Regions from separate parts of the Mus musculus genome. Here region 2 is linked to region 1. The links are chromatin loops, found by intact Hi-C in ENCODE. Cell type or tissue: gastrocnemius. All regions are shown on one strand.

The links. Peaks named below come from ENCODE experiments on the same cell type or tissue, not always from the same donor. Only the 100,000 strongest peaks of a DNase experiment are listed, where the experiment ranks them.
Region 2: it touches region 1 in a loop (8-fold over the local background); 27 of 42 quality-filtered maps call a loop at or near these places.

What each region holds. Positions count from the first base shown.
Region 1 is chr3:58,120,564-58,125,563 of GRCm38, forward strand. Gm40056 (a long non-coding RNA gene) reads left to right here. Exons shown (of 6, transcript XR_003954487.1): 4 at 1,801-1,896. Among named protein-coding and RNA genes, the nearest start is that of Gm40056, 34 kb to the left of the region's middle. In gastrocnemius, a CTCF peak has its summit at 2,340 (motif pointing left); DNase peaks (open chromatin) are centred at 2,324, 4,213, 4,474 and 4,804; H3K4me3 peaks cover 417 bases; H3K27ac peaks cover 490 bases.
Region 2 is chr3:57,665,329-57,670,328 of GRCm38, forward strand. It overlaps Ankub1 (ankrin repeat and ubiquitin domain containing 1), which reads right to left. Exons shown (of 4, transcript NM_001033349.2): 4 at 2,094-3,210. The coding sequence ends at 3,083. Among named protein-coding and RNA genes, the nearest start is that of Commd2, 16 kb to the left of the region's middle. In gastrocnemius, a CTCF peak has its summit at 1,889 (motif pointing right); a DNase peak (open chromatin) is centred at 1,899; H3K4me3 peaks cover 468 bases; H3K27ac peaks cover 587 bases.

The sequences.
Region 1 (5,000 bases):
CAGCTATTATGCTGTTTAAGGCTTACTACAAATAATAAAAGTTGTGTATCTTTTATCTGGGAACTGAATGATTAGGAGGAGGGGAGGGGTAGAAATCCTGGGATGGGATTAAAACTTCAACAACACTAATCAGTAAACTCAGCAAGCTCTAGGCCAGTGAGAGACCCTGCCTCAAAATATACGATGGAGAACAGTTGAGGAAGACACCTGCCATGGACTCATAGCTTCTGTGTGTGCGCACATGTGTGTGCCTGCCCACACGCAAATGCACATACACCTGTGTGTACACCACACACAAAAACTAATCAACTAATTAATTGGTTAAAAGAATAAAAATGAAAAATGTTTCCAGAAAAGGTAGGAACATGGAACAGAAACCCAGATGGGAATTTGAATTTCCAGCCAGTGACCAACACAGCAAACTGTCCCTTAGAGGTTCATGTGCCTCCCGATCAGTCAAGCTTCCCAAACCCTCTGCTTGCCTGTAGCGAGCCATTTGGAATGTGAGCAAAGTTTCTGTAAAGGGCCACGATGAACAGAAGCAGCAGACACATCTCCTTTGCCATCTTTTTCTGTCTGGCAGCAACTGTAAAGATGGAGAGGAAGATGGACCAGGCTAGTAGAGGGAACGGGGCCTCTTAATGAAAACAAGTAAAACTACCTTGGTCTGCAGGACTGACAATGTACAGTGGTGCTGTGAGCCTCTGAGATTCCTAGGTGAATCTGCTTCGGCAACTCCCTTTATGAACATGTTTAAAAGTGAGGGGAGGTCTTTGCTTCGGGAAGCAGAGGAAATTCTAGAATGAGAACCATGGCCTCTTTTCACTCCTCCTTGCAACAAATAAGAAACCTAGTACAGACAATTACAACTCTCCACGCCTCTTTAGACAGTCATCGTGGCAAAGGTAAGAGGGATTCCCCTTTTTTCCAGACTCAAAACTTCAGCTTCAGATCCCAGACTTTTAGAGGGTCTATTGATTTTCTTGGAGACTTCTGTCTATCATCTTCCTAAGCATTTTGTTCTCTATAAAACCATGAGCAGATAGGAAGAGGACGGCGTATTCTAACTTGAGACAGAGATGTGTAAAGCTACAGGATCAGATGAGCAGGTGAAAGCTTCATCGTAGAGAAGCAAGTTGGTTGCTGCCATAAGAGAGGATTGTCCTATCTCTGCTCTCTCGGTTTGTTATGAAGGAAAGGTCTTCAGTTTGGTTAATACATCAATGGGTTTTAGGTGAGCAAACATTGGATCGAAGTTTGGTTTGAATATGGGAACTGGGAAGATCCAAAGGTCCCAGAGAGGTTCATGAGATGGGAGAAAGTAGGGTGACCACAGGTATTGTGGTTGTTAACAACCATAAAGTTCAGGGTTAAACTCTCCAGTCATTTTTCTTCTCCAAATTTTCGGTGGAGATTTTCAGATCAAAAGTACTTTAATGAGATATTTTCCCCCCAAGGAAAGGCTTATATTACAGAGAGAATCAAATTGACAAACTGGAATAGGGTAGTTTATACAGGTGGGAACAGGCTTACAGAAGACTGATTCAGCTGGATCTCTGGGTCATCCAGGACCAATTACAAAGCATCTATGTGCTTAAGGGCAATGTTTTTAAACACAGCGGGTGCACACAACCTCATGGAGTAACAGACAACGGTAAAATAGGGCTAACGAATAGATGGAAAAGCAAAGCAGGCAGTGTGGCCGTGCCTGGAGGCTCCTCCGTGGGTGGGTGGATGGGCGCATATATGGATGTATGGGTAGCACAGAAAGTGTTGAAGCAGAGACTTTTTTTTTTCCAGAAATTTACAGTCACCTGGGGTAGGGGACAACTGGAGGCAGTTTGGTGCCAATCTCCACGTATATTTGTTTCTTGGGTCTCCCAGCAGCTAGGAAGGGTAAGTAGAGGATATGGATCGTGAAGTTTGAAGACCTGCCCTTCTTTCTCCCATTCCCTGCAAAATGATATAACGTCACCCTTCAGTGGACAGCAGACACTGTTTGAGCCCTTTATGGGCTACCAGTAAATGCTTGCCCCAGCGAAGGATTGAGCCAAGGTTGCCCAGAGAGAGCGAGGTCGTGGACTCTGCTCCTCTTGGGTCCCTTCGGGAAGTACTGATTGATCAGTTTCTGAGGCTTGTCTAGAAGTAGAACAGCTACCTGCAAGCTGAATAAGCCCCTAGCTGTCATAAGGAAGGATGTTCTTCACCCTCCTCCAAAGGACAGACTTCTCCACGCCATTCTCATTCCGGGTTGGCATGACCTTGTCCTTTCTGGCAACACAAGGGCTCACGTGTGCTGGAAAACCCCTTTGCTCAGCTGCCAGCAGGCGGCGAGGACTGAAAAGGAGGAGCGCCACCTAGTGTCATTTCCAAGCAGTACCAAAGACATCCAGACTAACCCTCTTCAGAAGGAAGGGCAGTGTTGGAACAAATTCACTTTTGCCTTCGCACAATAAAAAATACTGCCCCTATTCCCCACCCCACCCCCCCCTCCAAAAAAATCCCAGAAAATATACAAAGCTGCTGATATGTGGGGGAAATGGCACGATGTGACTGACTGGAACCAGGAATCAAGGAGGAACAAGTTGTCTGAAGACCTTGACTATTCATTGATGCTGAAAAGAGCCCATCATGAGTCGGCTCAGATAGAAACCCCGAAAGGCACGTACACTGAGCCCAGTTCATGTGCATACACTGAGCCCCGTTTCTGTACAGCTTCTGGGCATTTGTTTTCATAACTGATCAGTCACATAGGATGTTCATACATTGAACGTTAGTATATAATGTCAAACCATGGGCAAAGGGAAATGCAGACTGCGCCTTGTAATTCTGCTAGTAAGAAGGCTGAAGCTAGAAAACTCCAGGTTGATCCTTCCTTGGTGCTAACGCAAGTTCAAGGCCAGTCTGGGTAACCTAGTGAAATCCTTCTCAAAATAAAAGGTAAAAGGGGGATGGAGCTGTGACCCAGTGTAGCACATAGCCCTGCACGCATAAGTCCAATCTCCGAGGAGAGGCAGAGGTGGGGGGAGGGGAGAGAGAGGGAGAGAGAGTCGTGATATAGTGTAGTGAGTGTAGTATGTGTGGTGTGTGTGTGTGGTATGTGATAATGTGGTGTGTATCTGGTATGTGATATATGTATGTTGTGTTTGTGTGTGTGTGTGTCGTATGTAGTGTGTATGTTGTGGTTTGTGTGTGGGTGTGATATGTGGTTTGTATATATGGGATGTATGTGTGTGTGGTGATAAAGTATGTGTGTGTGTGGTATGTGCAGTGTGTGGTATGTAGCATGGGGTGTGTGTATGTAGTCTGTATGTGTGTATCTGTGGTATGTGGCACGTGTGTGGTGTGTATGTATATGTGGTATGTATTTGTGTGTGTGTGTGTGTATGGTGCCTGCGTGTGTGTGTGTCTGTGGTGATACAATGTGTGTGTAGTGTTGTAAGTATGTGATATGTAGCATGTGATGTGTGTATGTGGTATGTGGTATCTGTATGCTGGGTATATGTGTATGTGTGGTATGTAGTGTGTTTATGTTGTGTTTACGTGTATGTGATATATGTTGTGTATGTGTGGTGTGTTTGTATAATATGTATATGTGTTTGTGTGTGTGGTATGTATGTGTTGCATGTGTGTGGTATGTGGGGTCTGTACGGGGGGTGTAGTTGTGTATGTGTTAGAGTGAGCAACACATAAGTTCCCTTTGTCCCTCTCTTCTGAGACAGAGACTTGGTATTGTTACCTGTGTTTTTGGAGTTTCTTGCTTATGGTACTGATACTCCTTGGTGGCTTGGGTGACTCTCCCTCATGTCTGATTGTCACGTGTTCCCATGTGTTCCATGTGGCCATTCTCCCTTTTTGCTTATTTAATATCTGTCTTTTTCTTAATGATTGTTCTGGTTCCTGACACGCTCTAGCTAAGAGACCTTCATCGATATGTTTTCATGGGATCACCCCCTCTCCTGGCTTCCTATTTCTATCTCTCAGTGTGTATCTGGATGAATACGGGCTCTTAATTTTAATGGAATCTTTCTAGATTTATCTCTGAGTATTTGACAATTTATGATCCTATACATTTCATTTTCTTTTTTAAAGAGAGAAATTTTAGACTAGTTTTAGGTTGACAGGAAAACTGACAGGAGGAACAGAGGTTTCTTTCACATCCCCCTTCCTGTCCATACGCACAATGCCACACTACCAACACCCCTGGAGAGTGCAGTACTTGCTGTCATTAATAGGCTTGTGTTGACACATCATTATAATCCCAAATCTGTCATTTACACTCCTTCTTGGTGTGCTACATTCTAAGTTTTGGAAAATGTAATGGCAGGCATTCTGCATGGGAGAATATTTTAAATAAATATAATTTAAGTAAATATATTTAAAACACAGAGTATTTTCTCTGTACTGAAATTTTGTGTTTCATCTGTTCGTATACCTTCCCTCCTGCCTATTGTCTCCATAGCTGGGCCTGTTCCAGAATGCCACACAGTGAGGTGCAAACCTGGCCTGTTTCATACAGCACTGTGTGTCTAAGCTCCTCTACATATTTCCTTGGCTTGTTAACTCATTCCTGTCTAGTGCTGAATATCCCATCCCCTGGATGAACTAACTTGTCTTAGCTAGAGTTATTATTGCTGGGATGAAATATCAATTAATGTGGGAAGGAAAGGACTTATTTTTCTCACAGTTCCACAGAACAGTTCATTATCAAAAGCAGTGAGGACAGGAAGTCACACAGGGCAAGAATTTGGATGTAGTAACTGATATCAGCAGAGGCCATGGAGGGCTGCTGCTTACTGGCTTGCTTCCCATGTTGCTCAGTCTACTTTATTATACAACCTAGGACCACCAGCCAGTAGGTCACCCTACCCACAATGGGTTGGGCTCTCTCCCATGAATCACTAATTTTAAAATGTTCTACATGCTTTCCTATAGGGTGATTTTAGGGAGATATGTTCTCAATCAAGGCTCCCTTCTCTCTGATGACTCTAGCTTGTGTC
Region 2 (5,000 bases), 460 kb before region 1:
TGAGCTCGGAGAATCCATTGTTTTATTTTAATATAAATCCACATCGGGACTGAAAGTTTTAGAAAAGACACCGTGGACCACATTTTACTCAGTAAATACAACACACAGTCTTTATGTTGGTGTTTCGATGCGATGGCCAGGGGGGATTGTCCTGCCGCGTTCTTGCATTCCAGGCACAGGACACTGCAGTTGACAAAGGCCTTCAGAATTAACAGCTGGCCAGCTTCTGCGGCTGCGTGAATCGGGCAGTTAGAGACATCTGTGTGAAGGGCTTCGTGGCACCATGCTCGATAAGGGTGAACCCCAACTGCCTCATGGGGCTGCACCCCCTGCTTCAGAGCCCATTCAGTGAGCTCAGTGTGTCCGTGAAAAGCAGCGATGTACAGGGCTACCCTTTTCTGGTACCTGAACGAGTGGAACAAGTTTGGTACAAAGGGTTAGTAAGTCGAGGAAATGACAAAACCAATGCTCATTCCTTATGCTAACCGTAAGCAGGGTTTAGAAGGTCTGGGATATTGGTACAGCGGGTAAAGCGCTTCAGGTGAACCTGTAATCCGGCGCTGTGAGGGCAGAGGCAGAATTGCTGGGACTTGCTGCCCCCTGGCCTGGCTGGAGGGCCAGAGAGAGAGACCCTGTCTCGGGAGACACTTGACACCTTTCTGGAATTTCCATGCATGAGCACACAGATTCATACACATCCAACACACACATGTACAACACACACACACACACAATCAGTTCCTTTTTTTTTTTTTTTTTTTTTTTTTTTTTTTTTTTTGAGACAAGCTCTCCTATAGCCCACACTAGTTTTGAACTCACTATGTAGCTAAGTCTGGCCTCGGACCCCGTTCCTGCCTCTACCTTCTTGAGTGCTGGGATTGTAGGTAGGGGCTCTTGCACCCAGTGTGAGCTAGTTTTTAAAGATCAGTCTTGCTCCTTCCCACTCCCAATGTCTTCTCAAAGCTTGGTAGGTAAAACAAAATTCCTTCATACTTCTCCATGAGGAGGTCTCTCTCGGACTTCCAGCCTCTGCCTACCGACTGCCTGCTTTCCTCACGGGTCACCCAGTTCCTTAAAGCTATCTCGCTCCCAGGTCTTTGCATATAGTTCTGGAATACCTACTCTAACATGCTGATTTCTTTCTTTCTTTCTTTCTTTCTTTCTTTCTTTCTTTCTTTCTTTCTTTCTTTCTTTCTTTCTTTCTTTTTCCTTACCGCCTATCGGAATGCAAACCTGTAGTTCTCGACTCTTCTTTACCGGTCTCAGACACTCGTCATACTGTTCCCATGACGTGCCATCTGCAGCGTGCCCAGTCATAGCCCCTCTCATACTGAATAATAATAGCAATGAACCTTGATGTTATAGCCTGCTTACTGTGGGCCAAGCATGCTTACAACGATTGACTTAGTTCATCTCTAGGAAGCTTCTATGCTGTAAGCTTATAGACTACAACAACCATCGTTTCTTACTGCTGAATTCTTAGGACTTCACCGTAAGGTACATAATAAGTGCTCAATAAAGATGTGCTGATTAGGTAGAGAGGAATAAAAAGCATTTCAGCCTTACCATACCCATCTTTGAAATCTCGGTTTCCTTACCTGTAAAACAAAGTAAAGAGTTCCCACCCTATGGAATTACTGTTTTTATAAATAGACACAGTACAGTGTTTGATCTTGAGCAATGCACTCAATAACACAGTTGTATTAAAAGTAATACAACTATTTGTTCGGATTTAGAATATGAAACAGTATTACAACTATCCCTAAACAGAAACTGATGGGAATTTTTGTATATTTCATGGTTGTAAGAACTCTGCCTCCTGTGTTCACTCTATGAAGCCTTCGGAGCTACTGCTGGCTCCTACCCTTTAGAAAAGCGTGGTTAAATTGCCCACAAGAGGGCGCTGTTCTAAAACACCGTATCACAAACAATTCAACTGAGACTTGTGTAGCTTCTGGTTGTTAATGCAATAAAATAAATGCTGCGCGGCTTCTCCAAGCCAGCCACGTTCCACAGTTCCACAGCCCTAGACACACATTATCCTTCACATAAGGCAAAAAAAAAAAAAAAAAAGAGCGAACTATTGCTCCATCGAGAGGAGAGCTTTTTATTTGGATCGTAGCAAACACATTCAAACAGAATGAGATTCATGCCAGAGAAACACAGAGAGAAGGCAGTTTGGTATCCTGTTTGGGGTGTAACTATGGCCACTGTGTGCAAAGGATCTGGGTGGAGGTAAAGACAGGCAGCCAAGCCAGCTCTTAATAAGGCCTCTAAAGGAGAAGCTAGACTCACTGTCATTTCAAAGCTCGAATACAACCAATCATTTAAAATCAAATAGCAGCTTACGGTTTTGTAACAAATGTCTGCTGTTAAACCCCGGCTTTTTCTTTTTTCAATTAAAAAGCAATTACAGTTGTAACTCAATGCAAATTCAACAGTTGTATTTGGAGTTACATTGTTTTAACAATTAAATTTAGCTAATATATGTGGGCTTGGGAAGAAGTGGCCACTGTTTTCAGCCTATCACTTGGCAGATTTTTTTTTTAAATACTGTTACTTAATAAAATAATTAAACATGTATGGCAGAATATTTATTCTGAAGATAAGAATATTTAAAGTGTTATTATAAGTATGATATGTGCTAGGTGATGGTGGCGCATGCCTTTGATCCCAGCACCCAGAAGACAAAGGCAGGCAGATCTCTGAGTTGGAGGCCAGCCAGATCTACAGAGCAAGTTCTAGGATAGCCAGGGCTACACAGAGAAACCCTATCTTGAAAAACCAACCAACCAACCAACCAACCAACCAACCAACCAACCAACCAAGTGATATGCAAACCAAATTTGTCACAGATTTAATTAGTGTTCCAGAGAAATATCTGCCTGAATTGCAACCCATTACCAGTCCTAGTGACTCTCTTGCTATTGAATCATCAAATATCTAAAATAATAGTAATAATAATAATATCTTATCGAATTGTGTGAGGTGAAATTGGTTTGCATCAGGACTATGTCTCTACAGAGAATTCAGGTTCATGGAGGCTTAGAACTAAGTGACTTAAATCCATCTAATGTCTGATTTAGCTTCCATACTTGAGGACTGGTCCTTCTTTTGATAAGTAGTGTTGGACTTTAGGTTTTTGCCCAAGAAGACATCCCATGAGAAATTCCTTCCATCCATCCCAGACATCCAGACGAAGTGTTGTGCCTGTGGATCAAGAAAGACAGTTTATGGTCCAGTCTCTCTCTCTGTGGCTCAGCAATACATTAAAATTTAATGTTACCTTTCTCCAAACATAGCAAGATGCACAGTAAGATGAAACTTTTTATCAGGAAGCAGGGAAGATATATCTGTGTCGGCCTTTATTGGGTGGGGAAAGTCCATTAACATTCATGTACTCTGGGTTCTCTATCTTCTCAGTGAGTGCATTTAATGTCTAAATGCCAGGGATTTTCATGAGAAAATATCCCACACTTAGGAGTAGTTTCTCATTCTTCTCATTTTTTTTATGCCCATATCCATAAAGATGTTCAAGAATTCTGGACTTCTTGAACTCTTTTCGTGAGCAAGTCCTTGTTGCCCAACAAATTGTATGCAGTTTTTTTGGGGGGGGGGAATAGGCACAGCAAATAAGTATACACCCCAGACATTTACATTTATAATCAACCATAAAGAATCTGTTCAAGGAGCCAGTGAGGTGGCTCAGCAAGCAAAGGTGCTTGATGCCGAGCAGGCTTGCCTGAGTTTGATCCCAGGATCTGTGTGACGGAAGGAAAGCACTGACTCCTGCAAGCTACTCCCTGACATGAAAGATTCTGACATTAAGATCGAAAATTTTATTTACTTTGACATAAAGATTTAAATCAAATTTAAATCTTGGGGTTCAGTGGTTCAAAGCTCTTACTGTTCCTCCTAGAAACCTGAATCTGGTTCCCTTCACCCACATGGTGGCTCACAATCATCTGTAACTCAAGTTCCAAGGGAATTGATACCCTCTCTGGCTTCTGTGGACATATACACACCCTGAAACACATACACAAAAAACATAAACAAAAATAAGATTGTTTTGTTTTTTAAAAAAAGACAGGATTTCTCTTTGTAGCACTGGCTGTCCTGAAATTTACTCTGTAGACCAGGCTGGCTTGGAACTCAGAGATCTGCTTGCCTCTGTCTCCCAAGTGCTGGGATTAAAGGCGTGCACTGCCGCTGCCACCACTCCCTGACAGATAAACTTGTCTTGGATGAATATTTGATGCAGATGTAAATCATCTGCAATATCTTTTGGAGTTGACTGATATTTTAACTTTATAACTGTCACTGCTAAGAGTGTCGCTTCACATAACCACGCACTACAAATGCTGAAGGATGCTTAGGTCCTCAATTCCAAGTCAAAATCCATTGAACAGTGTGGGTGTGCATGTGTATAGAGGCTAGAGATCATTGTTGAGAATTTTTCTTAATCTACTTTTTACCTTATTTTATAAGACAAGATCTCTTCCTTGATCAAAACCTTAGCAATCTGACCACACAAGCTGGCCAGCAGGCTCCATAGAGCCTTCTGTCTGTGTTCTCTAGATCTGGGGCTCTTGGCATGCATCATTCATTGCGCCTGGATTTCATGTGGGTAGTGGGGAATCAAACCTGGGTCCTCCTGTGTGTGTGACAAGCTCTTTGTCAATTGAGCCATCTCCTCAGCTCCTCATCTAGTTTTTTTTTTTCTTTTGGAGGTGGGGACAGTCAATCTTTCCCCATATAACCCTGTTTAGCTTGGAACTTGCCACACAGATGAGAGTGACATTATATTCGTGGCGATTCTCTTGTCTGTGTCTTGTAAGTGCTAGGATTATAGGCGTGTACCGTCATGGTTAGCTCGTAGGACTGTGCTTCGCTGTGTGGTCAGGGGAATCCTCTCAGTTTAGTCTTTTATTTTCAGCCTCTCCTTAGGATTAGTGTATGCTCACAGTCCTGTGAAGCCCAGAATCCCTCCTATCCCTCCT